Regions from separate parts of the Homo sapiens genome. Here region 1 is linked to region 2. A link is a loop called in an ENCODE intact Hi-C map of the cell type or tissue named here. Cell type or tissue: PC-9. All regions are shown on one strand. Links, peaks and the distances in the headings refer to the core of each region. The heading gives the core; the rest is flanking DNA.

Region 1 (8,683 bases), core at 9-8,008, 100 kb before region 2:
CCTGTATCCCGTTTTTTTTTTTTTTTTAAACCCTTCCTTTAGGACCAAAAGCACAGCTGATGTTGCGGTATCCAGATGGAAAAAGGGAACAGATCACTCTTCCAGAGCAAGCTAAACTGCTAGTAAGTACAGGCTTGCTTTGGTTCAGTTCCGACCACTGCAATAAGACGAGTCCCAAATTGTTTGGTTTCCTGGTGCATATAAAAGTTATGTTTACATTATTCCATAGTCTATTAAGTGTGCAGTAGCTTTATGTCTAAAAAAAAGCACATAACTTAATTAAAAAAAGCTTTTGCTAAAAAGTGCTAATGATCCCCTGAATCTTCAGTGAGTCATCTTTTTGTTGGTGGAGGGTCTTGATATTGATGGCTACTGACTGATTGGGGTGATGGGTACTGTGGCAGTTTCTGAAAATGTGACAGCAGTGAAGTTGCTGCATCAGTTGCTTCCTTCGACAAAAAATTTCTCTGTAGCATGTGCTGCCGTTTGATAGTATTTTACCCACAGTAGAACTTCTTTCAAAACTGGAGTCAGTCTTCTCAGAATTTGCCGCAATTTTATCCACCAAGTTTATGCAATATTCTAAATCCTTTGTTGTCATTTCAACAGTGTTAAAAGCATCTTCAGCAGAAGTAGATTCCATCTCCAGAAATCACTTTCTTTGCTCATCCATAAGAAGCAACCCCCCTCCCTTTAATGTTTGATCATGAGATTGCAGCAATTCAGTCATATCGCCATCCTCCACTTCTAATTCTAGTTCTCTTGCAGTTTTTACCCCACTTGCAGTGACTTCCTCCAGTGAATTCTTAAACCCCTCAAAGTCATCCATGAGGGTTGGAATCAACCTCTTCCAAAGCCCTGTTCATGTTGATATTTTGACTTCCTATGAGTTGTGAATGTTCTTAATGGTATTTAGACTGCTGAATCCTTTCCAGAAGATTTTCAGTTTACTTTGCCCAGATTCATCAAAGGAATCTGTATTTATGCCCAGGCTGGTGTGCAGTGGTCATAGCTCACTGTAACCTTGACTCCCCGCCCCGGCTCAAGTGATCCTCCTGCCTCACCCTCCTGAGTAGATCACCACACCCAATTAATTTTCTTTTTTTTAGAGATGGTTTCTTGCTGTGTTGCCAGGTCTTGTCTCAAACTCTTGGACTCAAGTAATCCTCTCACCGCAGCCTCCCAAAGTGTTGAGATTTGGCTCCGTGCCTGGCCAAAATGTGTTTCTTAAATAAGATTTAAAAGTTGAAATGACTCCTTGATCCATGGGCTGCAGAATGGATGTTGGGTTAGCAGACTGGAAACAGCATTCATTTTTATTTGCATTTTCGTCAGAGCTCTTACGTGACTAGGTGCGTTGTCAATGAGCAGTAATATGTTGAATCTTTTTTCTGAGCAGTAGGTCTGAACAGTGGGCTTAAAATATTTAGTAAGTTATGCTGTAAATTGATGTGCTGTCTTTCCAGGTTTTGTTGTTGCAGTTACAGAACACAGACAGAGTAGATTTAACATAATTTTTAAGGGACCTGGGATTTTGGAATGTTAAATGAGCATTGGCTTCAACTGGAAGTCACCAGCTGCATTACCCCCTAACAAGAAAGTCAGCCTTTTTGAACCTTTGAGTGCAGCCACTGACTTCTCTCTAGCTGTGAAAGTCCTTGATGGCATCTTCTTCCAATAGAAGGCTGTTTTGTCAAACTTAAATCTGTTATTTAGTGTTGTTACCTTCGTGAACTGTCTTCACTACATCTTCTAGATAAGTTTCTGCACCTTCTGCATCAGCACTTGCTGCTTCACCTTGCACTTTGATGTTATGGAGATGGCTTCTTTCCTTCAACCTCATGAACCAACCTCTGCTAGCTTCCAGCTTTTCTTTCGTAGCTTCCTTAACTCCCTTAGCCTTCATAGGATTGAAAAGAGTTAGAACCTTGTTTTGGATTAGGCTTTGGCTTAAGGGAATGTGTGACTGGTTTGATTTTTCTGTACAGACCACTAAAACTTTCTCCTTTTCAGCAGCACAGCAGTAAGGCTGTTTTGCTTTCTTTCCTTTTTTTTTTTTTGAGACAGAGTCTTGCTCTGTCACCCAGGCTAGAGTACAATGGTGCGATCTCAGCTCACTGCAACCTCCGCCTCCCGGGTTCAAGCAGTTCTCCTTGCCTCAGCCTCCCGAGTAGCTGGGATTACAGGCGCCCACCACCACGCCCAGCTAACTTTTGTATTTTTAGTGGAGATGGGGTTTCACCATGTTGGCCAGGCTGGTCTCGAACTCCTGACCTCAGGTGATCCACCCACCTCAGCCTCTGAAAGTGCAGGTGTGAGCCACTGCTCCCGGCCTGTTTTGCTTTGTTATCATTTGTGTGTTCACTGGAGTAGCACTTTTAATTTCCTTCCAGAACTTTTCCTTGCATTCACAGCTTGGCTGTTTGGTGCCAGAGGCCTAGCTTTGTGTCTGTCTCAGCTTTCCACGTGCCTTTCTCACTAAGCTTCATCATTTTTAGCAATTGATTGATTTTGAGGATGGACACTTCCTTTCACTTGGGTACTTAGAGGCCTACACTGGTAGGTTATTAATTGGCCTACTTTCAATACTGTCATGTCTCCGGGAATAAGGAGGCCTGAATAGAGGGAGAGAGATGGGAAAACTCCCATTAGGTGGAGCAGTCAGAACATACTTCTTTATTAAGTTTGCGGTCTTGTGTGGGCGTGGTTTGTGGTGCCCAAAAGCAGAATAGTAACATCAAAGGTAACTGCTCACAGTTCATTATAATAGATAAAATAATGAACTGCAAGCATTACCAAAAGGTGACACAGAGACAGGCAGTGAGCACATGCTGTTTGAAAAATGGAGCCAATAGAGGCACTTGACACAAGGTTGCCGCAGACCTTCAGTAACTTGAAGCACAATGAAACAGGGCGTTGGAAGCATTTTCTCGAAGCAGAGAAGCTAATTCATTGGAGTAAGTTCAGTGAGCTTTGCTTGATAATTCTTTGAAATAGGTGTGGGAGGCCAGGTGCAGTGGCTCACTCCTGTAATCCCAGCACTTTGGGAGGCCAAGGTGGGAGGATCACTTGAGTCCAGGAGTTTGAGACCAGCCTGGGCAACAAAGCGAGACCCTGTCTCTGTTTAAAAAAAAAAAAAAAAAGAAAGAGGTGTTAGATGTTTAGTCTGATCTCTAACTGCAAACTGTGGTGAGTCATCTTGTTGTTGTTGGTTGGTTGGTTGTTTTGAGACAGGGTCGCTCTGTCGCTCAGGCTGGAGTGCAGTGGCCCAATCTCAGCTCACTGCAACCTCTGCCTCCTGGGCTCAAGCGAGCCTCCCACCTCAACCTCCCAGGTAGCTGGGACTACAGGTGTGTGCCACCACACCCAGCTAATTTTTTAAAATTCTTTTTTGTAGAGAAGGGTTCTCACTATGTTACCCAGGCTGGTCTTGAACTCCTGAGCTCAAGTCATCCTCCTTCCCCAGCCTCCCAAAGTGCAGGGATTACAGGTGGGAGCACCCGGTTGTGAATCTTAATTCTAATTAGTTTATTTCCTTCCCAGATTAAATTAGGTAAGCCACGTAAGGTATGTTCCAGTGAAGATTTTTCTGTTTCATGCCTGCATGGAATAGAAACCCAACTGAAATGACTACTTCTGGAAAAGGACGACTGGGGTTATTTGAAGAGGATAGTGGTTTTCCAGCAGCTGGAACTGCAAAGTGTTTAAGAACTGTGTCTGTTTTTCTCTATGTTTCTCTTCTGGGGCCTGTAGGTTTTCTCTTGGGATTCTCTGCTTCACACCATTCTCTGCATACTGGTGGCTTTTGTTTATTCCTCAGCTCGCACGTGGTTCATCATGGTGACGCTGCGGGCATTTTCATCTAACACAGCTGATGAGCTTTCTGTGGTTTTTGGTTTGTGTTGTTTTTGTTTTTTTCTTCCTTTTCTTGTAGACACGATCTGGCTCTGCCCAGGCTGGAGTGCTGTGGGGCACGACCTTGGCTCACTGCAACCTCTGCCTGCCAGGCTTAAGCCATTCTCCTCCCACCTTGACCTTCCCGGTAGCTGGGACTACAGGCACACACCACCATGCCCGGCTAGTTTTTATTTTTATTTTTACTTTTTTTGAGATGAAGATTGGCTCTGTTACCCAGGCTGGAGTGCGGGTGGCATGATCTTGGCTCACTGCAACCTCAGCCTCCCAGGTTCAAGCAATTCTGCCTCAGCCTCCCAAGTAGTTGGGATTACAGGTGCGCACCACCATGCCCAGCTAATTTTTTTGTATTTTTAGTAGAGACGGGATTTCACCATGTTGGCCAGACTGGTCTCGAACTTCTGACCTCAGGTGAGCCACCATGCCTGGCCCATATTTTTTGATGAGATGGGATTTTGCCATGTTGCCCCAGCTGGTCTCCAACTCCTGTGCTCAAGCTGTCCCCCTCCTTGGCCTCCCAAAGTGCAGGGATTACAGGTGTGAGCAACCGTGCCCCGACACCCTCTGTTTTTAACTGCTGGAAACAGAATCTTGAGTCTGACTAGCTTAGCTTAGCTTAGCCTGTGAATGAATCCCTTGCGTCAGGCATTGCTGGCCGTTTGCTGTGGCTGGAGATAATTAGGCTGATTCTTGAAGACTGTGTTACTGAAATGCAAGCAGTGTTGAAGTTTGATGGGAAGCAGAGAGGGAGATGTTGAAGAAACCTGCAAAAGATGGGAATGGTCCAGTTTCTGAGAAGGCAAGAAGAGATTCAGTGCACAGGTGGCAAGATTGGGTGTAGGCAGAATGAAGGACATATCTTCCTTGATAAAAGGGAGAAAGGAAAACGGATAAAATGTTTTAAAATGAGAACAATAATTTAATTTTATGAATAGTGACTGGGTATATTTATTGGGGAGCCAAATAATAACTGTGTATTTCAGTATCACTTAATGGCTGTAAGTAATTGGGGTCAGATTTATCTCCCCGTCCAAAGGTTTATATTGGCCCTTCCCCAAGGGCAAGCTTTGGTTATATGAAAGAAGAACTTACATTTAATAGCTGATCTAATATGATTAAAAAGAGAATGTTTTCTATTTAATTCACTAATATGCTCTTTCCTCTTTTTCCGTCTAATGGCTTTGTCTTTCTCTTGTTTTTATAGGCTTTGGTGAAGCACGTGCAGTCTAAAGGATACCCAAATGAACGTTTTGAACTTCTCACCAACTTTCCTCGAAGGAAATTATCTCATCTGGACTATGATATTACATTGCAAGAGGCAGGCCTTTGTCCTCAAGAGACTGTCTTTGTACAGGAAAGAAATTAACACCATGGCTTGACCTCTCTCAGCTTACCCCTTTTTTCCCTTTTCCTGTGAGATACATGTCACTAAGTATGCATTTTGGCTCATAGGACCACAGAGCCAAAGTTGGGCAAGCAAGTCACCTTCCTTCTCTTATTTCTTGATCTCTCCTATAATCAGTCTCTTTCTCCCCCTTTGTTTCTTTCTCCTCTTCTGTTTTCTCGCTCCCCACTCCGTACCCTTCTGCCTCCCCCTCCCCCCACACTTTTCTTTCTTACCTAATCTGGTGACCAAACTGAAGTGTAAGGATAAGACCTCTCCTAGTACTAGCAGCAGGAATTGTGTGTTCCAGTAAGTGGTCTCTTGCACGGCACTTTTTTGGGATCAAATGTTAACGTTACTCCCCAGACTCTTCGGGCAAAGGAATGGCTAGATTCAGAGTAAGAACAACCCTCCCTTTTTTGTAAGTCCCCGTGTTTAGCAGGGAGAAGAAATTCTCTAACATGGGTTTGGTTTTGTTGTGTTCTTCATGTGGAAATGTCGCTTAACAAAATATCCAGGCTTTTGTTTACGTGGAAAAAGCATCCCTTGTAATGATTGCTCATCATACTTAAAAACCTTTTTCAAAGGATTTTCATGTTCCCAGCTATAAGGACTATTTCCATGACATGTGTTATTGGCAGAATGAGTGTTAAATATGGAGCATATAGCATGGGGTGACTTTCATTGTCCTAACCTGAGACAGTTTTCCTTATTACTCTGTATTGATCCTGCTAGTCCAAGAATGGACATGAAGTGAACCTATCGTGGTGACTGGGATAGGAAGGTGCTTGCTATTTTTGCCAGCACAGCATATTAGTTCCTTTGGAGCCCTCCATTGTCTGAGTCTGCAGTGATCTGTAGGAAGGCAGCTGGTCAATAATCATGTAGTACAATGGCTTGGAATTGTAACCACTATGGTTATTGATTGTCCTGTGTTGTTTCAGGCATACTTAGGTATGTCCCTGGGGAAAAAGAAAACCATTCAGCTGAGAGTTGCTAACCATGTTCTTTTGGTTAGAAATAATGGTTCATTTTTTGCCCCTGGTTGGAATAGTCTCTAAAAGGCTCTGGTGACTGAATTGAACATGAGTCCGCATGCTGTTTTCTTTCAAAAGGTATCAAAACGGAAAGCCTCTCTAAGGGGAAGACCTTTCAACTCCATTCAGAAGACAACATTTAGTAAGGAGGATGGCGGAGGTTACTAGTAATTTTCAGATGTCTTGGGCTTTTTCTGCCAACAAAACCCAAAATCAAATTAGAGTTGGTGAAAGCTTTCTTCAGTGTTTTTAGAAGAGGCCATCTTGAATCTGTAGAATACCATTTACACATCAACTTCACCCTATGCTCATTTCGTATTTTGAGCTTAAATGGAGTCCTCTGAAGGGGGGGTAGTCGTGATTCTGGTGGCAAAACTAGAACTTTTAACTTGTAAAATGAAAAATATTAAATGGACCTTTTTGTCAGTTGAGGATTTAGATTGATTCTTTTATCTGAGGAGCGTATGTTCCTCAGATGTTGCGTAGAGACCTTTAGGTTTTCATCTACTTTAAGATTGCTCTCTTGGCAATTAGGGGATTTGGGAAAAGAAGAAAAAAAGATGCCATGTGTTGCTAGTACACAGTTATAGGATATGGTTTCTAATGGTTGAATTTTGAGGAACTCTCCCTAAAGAATGAGTTTTATATCTCCTCAAGGAAATCATGGAAAAATCTGTTTATTCTTCAGTGAGTCCTTTTGAATTAATGTTCTTAAATTTTTTTCTAAGTCTGTGTAAGTGCTTATGTATAAGTATATAATTGTATAAATATTTATAAATATATTTATATAATTACGGTTTCATTTCTACCTTGAGTCAAAGTTCTGTCTTTAGATTGGTGACTGAGTAATACTTACACTTTGGTGTTTTTTCTTAGGTTCTTGAGGCTTACTTAACTAGCAGCTTCTGATTTATTGAGTGAAAGATGGTTTTCATGTTAATTCCTCAGTTGCATCTCTGAACTTGGATAACATACTTGCCGTTTGAAAAATAGAGCTGTATACTGTCAAAGGTGCACTGGAGGGTAAAACATTTGTTGGTAGTAGACAAGCTCAGAAATCCAAAAATTCAGGGAGGGCACAGGGTAAGAAGAGAGGTTTGCTCAGCTTTGTGCTCTGATGGCACCCATCTGTACTCCAGCAAAGTCATAGCTGAAGCCCAAATCGCTCAAACGTGTGAAGTCAATCATTTTTCCTATAGGGCTCTGTTTCCTTTTCTTTACCTTCTAGCTTCTCTTGATAAAACAGTTGGGAGAACTGCCAACGTGTTCATCAGTGAGAGGGTGTGGTTCTTTCCGATATGTTCAGCACGTGCATATTCATTTATGAGAAACCAAAGTAACTTCTTCAACTCGGGTTACTGTGGGATGATTAAGTAGATATAAAGTGATTTAAAAGACAGCATGGTACTTTCACTCAGCTTAACATGCAGCTGGGATGTCTACAATACAAGATGTGGTGGGTTTTATTTTATTTTATTTTGAGGCAGGAGTGTAATTATCTTAGGGTTGATATAAAGGCCCATGGGAAGAGTTACGGATTGTACATGGGAAGAATCCATAAGGAGTATTGCCTTGCTCAAGAATTTAATCCGCTGACAGTATGCTTCTTCCAGTTTGCCTTACTTCCTCTGCAAGTTTCTTTGCTCCTTAGGGCAGAGGTTTTATTGAATAGATTAAATGAGGTCAGTAAGATTAGTTAAAAATAGTCATTCCTTGTGGGTGTTGGACACAGCTTGAAAGGAGTGTTTAAAAAAAAAAAGCTAGGGAGGAAAAGAACAAGAAAGATAGACTTCGAGAGTGATAAGAGAAAAATACAGGGAGATGGAATGGAAACTACCAGGAAGGCCGGGCGCGGTGGCTCATGCCTGTAATCCCAACACTTTGGGAGGCGGAGGTGGGCAGATCACCTAAGGTCAGGAGATCGAGGCCAGCCTGAGCAACATGGTGAAACCCCGTCTCTACTAAAAATACAAAAATTACCTGGGTGTGGTGGCGTGCACCTGTAATCCCAGCTACTCAGAGGCTGAGGCAGGGGAATGGCTTGAACCTGGGAGGCAGAGGTTGCAGTGAGCCAAGATCGCACCATTACACTCCAGCCTGGGCGACAAAGCGACACTCCATCTCAAATTTAAAAAAAAAAAAGAAGAAGAAGAAGAAAACTAGTGGGAAAAAAGTGAGAGGAATACTTTTTTGAAATTGGTATCGGAAGGAACTGGAGAAGAGAAAACAACAGTGCCAAATGAGAAAAGAACAGGAAACTTAATACTAATTGGCATGCACCAGATACTTTTGTGTACATTTGCCTCTTCAATCTCCCGAAGAATCGTACAAAATGTATACTTTCTTC
Region 2 (8,683 bases), core at 165-8,164:
TTAGCCAGGATTGTCTCAATCTCCTGACCTCATGATCCACCCACCTCGGCCTCCCAAAGTGCTGGGATTACAGGCGGGAATAACGAAATCTCTTAAACGAAGCCATCTATAATAGAGAGATCAATCTCCTTTCTCTCATCTTTTTTTTTTTTAGTATTACAGTGTATGCCATTGAGTTGAACTTTCTTTTCCTTCACTTTCCATTTCTTAAGGGCTTACGGCAACCAGCTCCTTTTTCTGATGAAATTGAAGTTGACTTTAGTAAGCCCTATGTCAGGGTAACTATGGAAGAAGCCAGCAGAGGAACTCCTTGTAAGTAAATACCTTCTTAATTTGTTGTTTGACTATTGTTTTTAGCATTCCATTGTCTTTATCAAATACACACCTGCTCTCTATATACTGCCCTCTGTTTACTTGCAAAGGCCAGCAGCGAAGGGGTTCTTCTCACCTGTCTTGATGTTCTATTTAGAAGGGTAACTCCACTCCATAAACTTTCATTTTTTTTCTTATTATTATGCACCTGTTTCCTGGGCTGCTGTTGTAGCTGTGAGATACAGTAAAACAGAAACAATATGATATTATATTAGCTTGAGCTGAGTTATGATCTTATCTATTTCTATAAAGTCCAAATCATGTGTCAGGGTGTCACATTCTTCATAGCCTTCAGAATTCCCCACCACCTCTCTACGTTCTGTCAGCTGGCTATGATGCTGCCGATTGATAGAGGACAAAAATATCCCAAGTTGGGAGATGCTCGTCACTTAATTTTATTTTTACTGATATTATAATTTTCCAGGTTTTAAAAAATACTTTATTTTCAAAGCCCTTGCTCTTTATTTGCATGCTTAATTTACATAATTAATTAGCAGTTTTTGACACATAAATTACTAATATATATTCGAGATGCTTTTCTTATGTGGGGCAATTGGTTTTAGAGATCATTATAAAAAGAAACTTCCAAGAGCATTTGTTATGAATACAAAGTCCTATAGGCAAATATTCTTTCTTCTCTGTAAATTCCCCAATTCTCCCTTTTTTTCCAATCCTTTTTCACTTCTTCTGATTACTAAGTGTTCTCTCTACCCTGTAAATATAGGACTGAACTAAGACTCAGACAGACACCAGGGAATAAGAGGGATTTATAGCCACAAATCTGTGCATTTGCAGCATATACAGTATATTTGTGGTTACTTCTTAATTGTGTTGGTATGTTTGCTCTCTGTAGTAACTGAAGAACAGTGAAATACAAATAGAAGTGGGCCAGGAGTGGTGGCTCACACCTGTAATCCCAGCACTTTGGACACCAAGGCGGGCAGATCATCACTTGATGTCAGGAGTTCGAGACCAGCCTGGTTAACATGGTGAAACCCCTTCTCTACTAAAAATACAAAAGTTAGCTGGGCGTGGTGGTGGGCACCTGTAGTCCCAGCTACTCGGGAGGCTAAGGCACGAGAATTATGTGAACCTGGGAGGCAGAGATTGCAGTGAGCTGAGATCATGCCACTGTACTCCAGCCTGGGTGACAGAGCGAGACCCTGTCTCAAAACAAACAAACAAAAAACAAATAGAAGTGATGTACAGTGTCATACTGGGAAATTTTTTTTTCTTTTGAGGCAGAGTCTCACTCTGTTGCCCAGGCTGGCATGCAGTGGCACAATCTTGGCTCAGTGCAACCTCCTCCTCCCGGGTTCAAGCAATTCTTCTGCCCCAGCCTCCCGAGTAGCTGGGATTACAGGTGTGCACCACCACGCCTGGCTAATTTTTGTATTTTTAGTAGAGACGGGGTTTCACCATGTTGGCCAGGCTGGCCTCGAACTCCTGACCTCGTGATCCACCCACCTCAGCCTCCCAAAGTGCTGGGATTGCAGGCGTGAGCCACCGCGCCGGCCAATGCCGGGAATTTTAACACCTATCCTTTGGCCTTATCTTGGGTATATGTATTGTGGGTTTGGGGTCCTCAACAAAAAAGAGGCTAATTCCAGAGAATCCTTTCCTTTTGAAAAAATGTGTAGATATAGTTCATATTGATCACAACCTTCTGATTCATGATAAGATTTTTGAGTTTGGCTTCCCTTATTTGGGTAATAGGTAGGCTCCTGGAGGCAGGGTAAAATGACAAAGAAAACCAGAGACTATGGATTGTGTAATGGTAGCCAGGTCTAACTTCAAAACGCCAGAAGATAGTTCAGGGTTCACATTCAGATGTGATAGTAGAGGCTATTGAAAGCAAGAACTTTTTACATACTCTCTAATGACACACATTTACAATCAGCTATTCATTTAGATTTGATCTGATGGGTTGCATTATCCAGTTTGTTGCTAATTTGTCTATATATCATTTGTGGTACATAAAATTTGAAAATATGTGTACTGTTTCCAAGTTGATCTTTTGTTTTGTTTTGTTTTTGAGACAGAGTCTCGCTTGTCAACCAGGCTGGAGTGCGGTGGTGTGATCTCAGCTCACTGCAACATTTCCCTTCTGGGTTCAAGCAGTTCTCAAATCTCAGCCTCCCAAGTAGCTGGGATTACAGGAGTGAGCCACCGTGCCGGGCCTGTTTCCAAGTTTTAAAGCTTATAATTAACAAGTCCTGACTGGTATAATTGTTTTTAATTTTAGAATTATAGGATTTTACAAATAAGTCATTTTCAAGATTATCTACTTTATAGTTTCTTCATTAAGTACATAAAGCAATTAAGGTCCATAGTAACCAAGAAGCGAAGGCTTCCCCTACAGTAAAACGGATGATTAGTGGAATAGAATTGCAGCTCAAACCTCACCCGGGAATGGTGCTACTCATTGTAAGCATTAGAATAGAAGGCCTTCAGCAAAATAATTGTATTTTTGGTGGAACAAACAGCCACAAATTAGCCTATAAATTTGCCAGCTTAATTTGAACTCTGGTTTTTCTCTTAGATCTCATTTTGTCTGACTGTTTTATGTTAAATCACCAAGTAGGTAACTGCATTCATGCCAGTGCAGGACAAGGAATAAAGCAATAAAGAATGCACCTGCTCTAGTGAAGTTTCAACACCTCCCTCCTGCTCCCCAGGTTTTTACGAGGGAGGTTGTATAATCTAGGAGAAGATTCTCTACTTAGAGAAAAACAAATATGATTTGAGAGACAAGAAGGTCAGCTCTAGGAATCTTTTGGGAGATGAAAAAAATCAGCAATATGTTTAACTCAGAGAAAGGAAGGAAAAGGGAGAGTGTGAAGGGCAATGGAAATGTTAGGAACAGAATGTTTCGGTGGTAGGTATTTGGGAGAGTAAATCTATCAAAAGAGATCATTAACTGAAACCCAGGTTTCTTCTGCCTAAAGGAGGACATATGGTTACTTAGTCACCAGTGGTGCAGCGTATAATTCATAACCCACATAAACCATATAATTTATCATCCAAATCAGGACGGTTTTGAGCATGAAAGGGAGTTGCTGTTAATAATATACAGAGGTTGAGTGTGGTGGCTCATGCCTATAATCCCAGCACTTTGGGAGGCCAAGGCAGAAGGATTGCTTGAGGCTAGGAATTCAAGGCCAGCCTGGGCAATACAGTGAGATCCCATCTCTACAAAAATTTTAATAATTAGCCAGGTGTGGTGGTGTGCATCTATAGTCCCAGCCACTCAGGAGGCTGAGGTGAGAGGATTGTTTGAGCCCAGGAGGTCTAGACCACGGCAAGTCATGATTGCACCACTGCACTTCAGCCTGGGTGACAGAGACCCTATCTTAAAAAATAAATAAATACATAAATAAAAATTAAAAAAATATATATATAGGCCAGGTACAGTGACTCACACCTGTAATCCCAGCACTTTGGAAAGCTGAGGTGGGTGGATCATAAGGTCAGGAGATCGAGACCATCCTGGCTAACATGGTGAAACCCCGTCTCTACTAAAAATATAAAAAATTAGCCAGGCGTGGTGGCACACACCTGTAATCCCAGCTATTCAGGAGGCTGAGACAGGAGAATCACTTGAGCCTGGGAGGCAGAGGTTGCAGTGAGCCTAGGTCACGTCACTGCACTCTAGCCTGGGCGACAGAGTGAGACTCCGTCTCAAAAAAAAAAAATCTATCTATCTATCTATATAACATATATACATATGTAATATATGCATAATATATAAATGATATTAAATATGTATTATATAGTACATTATATAATAGAAACAGGAAAAATTATATTAAAAGTATATAATTTATATAAATATGATTATATATACTATAACATACATTAAATCAGGGGTGTGTTTATCCTGGCCAATAGCCACTTGGTAAAAGAATGGCTAACGCTAGCTTTCTTCCCAGACTAGTTCAACAGTGACCCCTTCTGGCCGTTTGGTTAATATATCAGCCTGGGTTTGCCAAAGACTTGGGATGGAATGGTGGCCAGTTGAGATGTTGGTAGGCTGGGGAAGCACTGGAGAGAGCAAGAGGCGCATCTGGGATTGGTCTGAGAAAAGGTTCAGTGATCTACTTGGCCTAACATAGGATGATTAGCTGTGCTGCAAGCAGCCACTTGATCAACAGCATTCTGTGCTATTGCCACCATCCAGGCAATGTGTTTCTTGAGCAAAATTTCCCTGCTGTATGCTGTCTAGTAGCAAAGAAACAACAAAGTAGTCTTCATTTGTATATTCTATCCCTTGTGTTTCAGGATCGAATAGTGTGAGATCATAGCCCCTCTGGACTTGTTTAGGGAAAATGGAACTATGTTAGTTACTTCATGGACGTGACTTCTGGGATACTTCAATTTTTTTTTTTTTTGAGACAGAGTCTTGCTCTGTCTCGCAGGCTGGAGTGCAGTGGCGCGATCTCAGCTCACTGCAACCTCTGCCTCCTGGGTTCAAGAGATTCTCCTGCCTCAGCCTCCCGAGTAGCTGGGATTACAGGCGCCCACCACCATACCCAGCTAATTTTTGTATTTTTAGTAGACACAGGGTTTCACCATGTTGGCCAGGCTGGCCTCAACTGCTGACCTCAGGTGATCCACCTGCCTTGGCCTCCCAAAGTGCTGGGATTACAGGCGTGAGCCACTGTGCCCGGCCCAAAAATCTTTTTAATGTATTATTTTTTAATAGGCATAGAGCCAATGCAGTGATTTCTGGGACATAGAAGGGGGATTATATGCTCAAATTTTGTTTTATTTTGCTTTGTCTTATTAAAAATTATCTTTTTAAAAATATTTTTTTCTTCTTTTTTTTTAGTTGACACATGCTGGCAGTAAAAAATAATTTTAATAGAGATAGGGTTTCACTGTGTTGCCCAGGCTGGTCTCAGACTCCTGGGCTCAAGCAGTCCTCCTACCTTGGTCTCCCAAGGTGCTGGAATTACAGGTGTGAGCTACTGTACCCAGCCTGCTTTCTCTCATAGATGAGAAAACTGAGGCATAAGGAAGTTAAGGTTACAGAGGAAGAAAGCTGGTTGGAAAGCTTGGTCAAAGCTTGAGCTATGACCTTTCTGACTCTTAAATCCATTAATTAATTCTTAGTTTTTCATTGGATTGGTATATTTAATTTAAAATTTTTATTTCCTGTATTATAAAATCAATACAACCAGCCTGGGCTGGGCATGGTGGCTCACGCCCGTAATCCCAGAACTTCGGGAGGCCAAGGCGGGCAGATCACTTGAGGTCAGGAAATTGAGACCAGCCTGGCCAACATGGGATACGAATATAAAAATACAAAAATTATCCCGGCTTGGTGGCTTTCGCCTGTAATCCCAGTGACTTGGGAGGCTGAGGCAGGATAGTCACTTGAACCCAGGAGGCAGAGGTTGCAGTGAGCCTAGATCATGTCACCACACTCCAGCCTGGGCAACAGAGCAAGACTCCATCTCAAATAAATAAATAAATAAAAATACAACTAGCTTGGGCAACATGTGAAACCCCATCTGTACAAAAAATACAAAAATCAGCTGAGCGTAGTGGTGTGCGCTGTAGCCAGTGGGGCGTGGCGGTGTGCACTGTAGCCAGTGGGGCGTGGCGGGGTGCGCTGTAGTCTGCGGGGCGTGGCGGGGTGCGCTGTAGTCAGCGGGGCGTGGTGGTGTGCGCTGTAGTCCCAGCTTCTCGGGAGGCTGAGGCGGGAGGATCATTTGAGCCTGGGAGGTGGAGGTTTCAGTGATCTGAGACCATGCCACTGCACTCCAGCCAGGGTGACAGAGCCAGACCCTGTCTCAAAAAATCAAATCAAGTGAAATCAATACATTCCCACAGTTTAATATCCATAAAATACAAAAAGGGCATAAAGTAAAATGTCTCCCTCTCAAGACCTGTCTCACAGCCACCTGGTATCCCTATAACAGGCCACCAATATTACCCATTTCTGTGAATATCTAAGTAAATTGTTTATATATCCTCCCACCTTTTAGTGGGTGTATTATGCTATATTCAATCTTCCGTTGAAATGTAGGTCGTTTCCTGACTGTTGCTATTATAAACAGTACTGCAATGAATAACATCTATATTTACTGTGAGATAATTCCCAGAATTAGAAAAGCTGGGCCACAGCTATAAGCATTTGTCGTTTGTCTTTTGATAGATACGACCTAATTGCCCTTCTTGAAAGTTGCTGATACTCCTTTCAGCAGTGTATGATTTCTTGGTTTAAAATCTACTTATTTATGAGTAAAGCTTTTTGAAAACAAAAATTCATAAACCTCCTGAGAACTACTTTCCTTCTCCTTCATTCATTGCCCTGAAGACAGGAAGGAGATGTATCTGATCCTCAACCTCAGCATGGTGTATCTGATCCTCAGCCTCAGCATAGTGTATCTGGTCCTCAGCCTCAGCATAGTGTATCTGATCCTCAACCTCAGCATGGTGTATCTGGTCCTCAACCTCAGCATGGTGTATCTGGTCCTCAGCCTCAGCATGGTGTATCTGGTCCTCAGCCTCAGCATGGTGTATCTGGTCCTCAGCCTCAGCATGGTGTATGTGATCCTCAGCCTCAGCATGGTGTATCTGGTCCTCAGCCTCAGCATGGTGTATCTGATCCTCAGCCTCAGCATGGTGTATCTGGTCCTCAGCCTCAGCATGGTGTATCTGGTCCTCAGCCTCAGCATGGTGTATCTGGTCCTCAGCCTCAGCATGGTGTATCTGGTCCTCAGCCTCAGCATAGGGTATCTGGTCCTCAACCTCAGCATAGTGTATCTGATCCTCAGCATAGTGTATCTGGTCCTCAGCCTCAGCATGGTGTATCTGGTCCTCAGCCTCAGCATAGTGTATCTGATCCTCAACCTCAGCATGGTGTATCTGATCCTCAGCATAGTGTATCTGGTCCTCAACCTCAGCATAGTGTATCTGATCCTCAGCATAGTGTATCTGGTCCTCAACCTCGGCATAATATATCTGATCCTCAGCCTCAGCATAGTGTATCTGATCCTCAGCCTCAGCATAGTGTATCTGATCCTCAACCTCAGCATGGTGTATCTGATCCTCAACCTCAACATAGTGTATCTGATCCTCAGCCTCAGCATAGTGTATCTGGTCCTCAGCATAGTGTATCTGATCCTCAGCCTCAGCATAGTGTATCTGGTCCTCAACCTCAGCATAGTGTATCTGATCCTCAGCCTCAGCATAGTGTATCTGGTCCTCAGCATAGTGTATCTGGTCCTCAGCCTCAGCATAGTGTATCTGATCCTCAGCCTCAGCATAGTGTATCTGATCCTCAGCATAGTGTATCTGATCCTCAGCCTCAGCATAGTGTATCTGGTCCTCAGCCTCAGCATAGTGTATCTGATCCTCAGCCTCAGCATAGTGTATCTGATCCTCAGCATAGTGTATCTGATCCTCAGCCTCAGCATAGTGTATCTGGTCCTCGCCTCGGCATGGTGTATCTGGTCCTCAGCCTCGGCATGGTGTACCTGGTCCTCAGCCTCGGCATGGTGTACCTGGTCCTCTGCCTCGGCATGGTGTACCTGGTCCTCAGCCTCGGCATGGTGTACCTGGTCCTCAGCCTCGGCATGGTGTACCTGGTCCTCAGCCTCGGCATGGTGTACCTGGTCCTCAGCCTCGGCATGGTGTATCTGGTCCTCAGCCTCGGCATGGTGTATCTGGTCCTCAGCCTCGGCATGGTGTATCTGGTCCTCAGCCTCGGCATGGTGTACCTGATCCTCAGCATAGTGTATGTGGTACTCAACCTCAGCATGGTGTATCTGGTCCTCAGCCTCAGTATAGTGTATCTGGTCCTCAGCCTCAGCATAGTGTATCTGGTCCTCAGCCTCAGCATAGTGTATCTGGTCCTCAGCCTCAGCATAGTGTATCTGGTCCTCAGCCTCAGCATAGTGTATCTGGTCCTCAGCCTCGGCATGGTGTATCTGATCCTCAACCTCAGCATAGTGTATCTGATGACACTTTGACCTATCTTTCCCAAATGATGTAAATGCTCCTGTCAGTTTCTGCTGCAGTAAAATAGCTCTTCCTTTATTCACAGAAAGGGAATAAGTTACATGGACTCCTTAGATTTATTATTTAAAGCATGATGGACCATTATGCTGATTCTGTTTTTAATGTTTATTTCACTTTGGAATTAGTCTTGTTCCCCGGGAAATCATTTCCTGGCTTCTAAGTTGACAGTTCTCTGTTATTTGTTGTGCCTGAAAAGTTTGGTACAACCAGGCTAACAGAGGCAGTTAGTGCAGATGATGATGTCAAAAATCTCTTTATAGGCTGAGCATGGTGGCTCACA

Evidence for each region. A loop is a pair of places that touch in the nucleus more often than their neighbours do. Peaks named below come from ENCODE experiments on the same cell type or tissue, not always from the same donor. Only the 100,000 strongest peaks of a DNase experiment are listed, where the experiment ranks them.
Region 1: it touches region 2 in a loop (4-fold over the local background); 9 of 110 quality-filtered maps call a loop at or near these places.

The regions. Positions count from the first base shown.
Region 1 is chr3:196,353,283-196,361,965 of GRCh38, reverse strand. It overlaps UBXN7 (UBX domain protein 7), which reads left to right. Exons shown (of 11, transcript NM_015562.2): 10 at 43-122; 11 at 5,120-8,683. The coding sequence ends at 5,281. Among named protein-coding and RNA genes, the nearest start is that of TM4SF19-DYNLT2B, 19 kb to the right of the region's middle. In PC-9, for the core only: no CTCF peak of the experiment used is centred there; no DNase peak of the experiment used is centred there.
Region 2 is chr3:196,249,417-196,258,099 of GRCh38, reverse strand. It overlaps PCYT1A (phosphate cytidylyltransferase 1A, choline), which reads left to right. Exons shown (of 9, transcript NM_001312673.2): 3 at 213-312. Among named protein-coding and RNA genes, the nearest start is that of PCYT1A, 34 kb to the left of the region's middle. In PC-9, for the core only: a CTCF peak has its summit at 4,360 (motif pointing left); a DNase peak (open chromatin) is centred at 4,339; H3K27ac peaks cover 1,202 bases.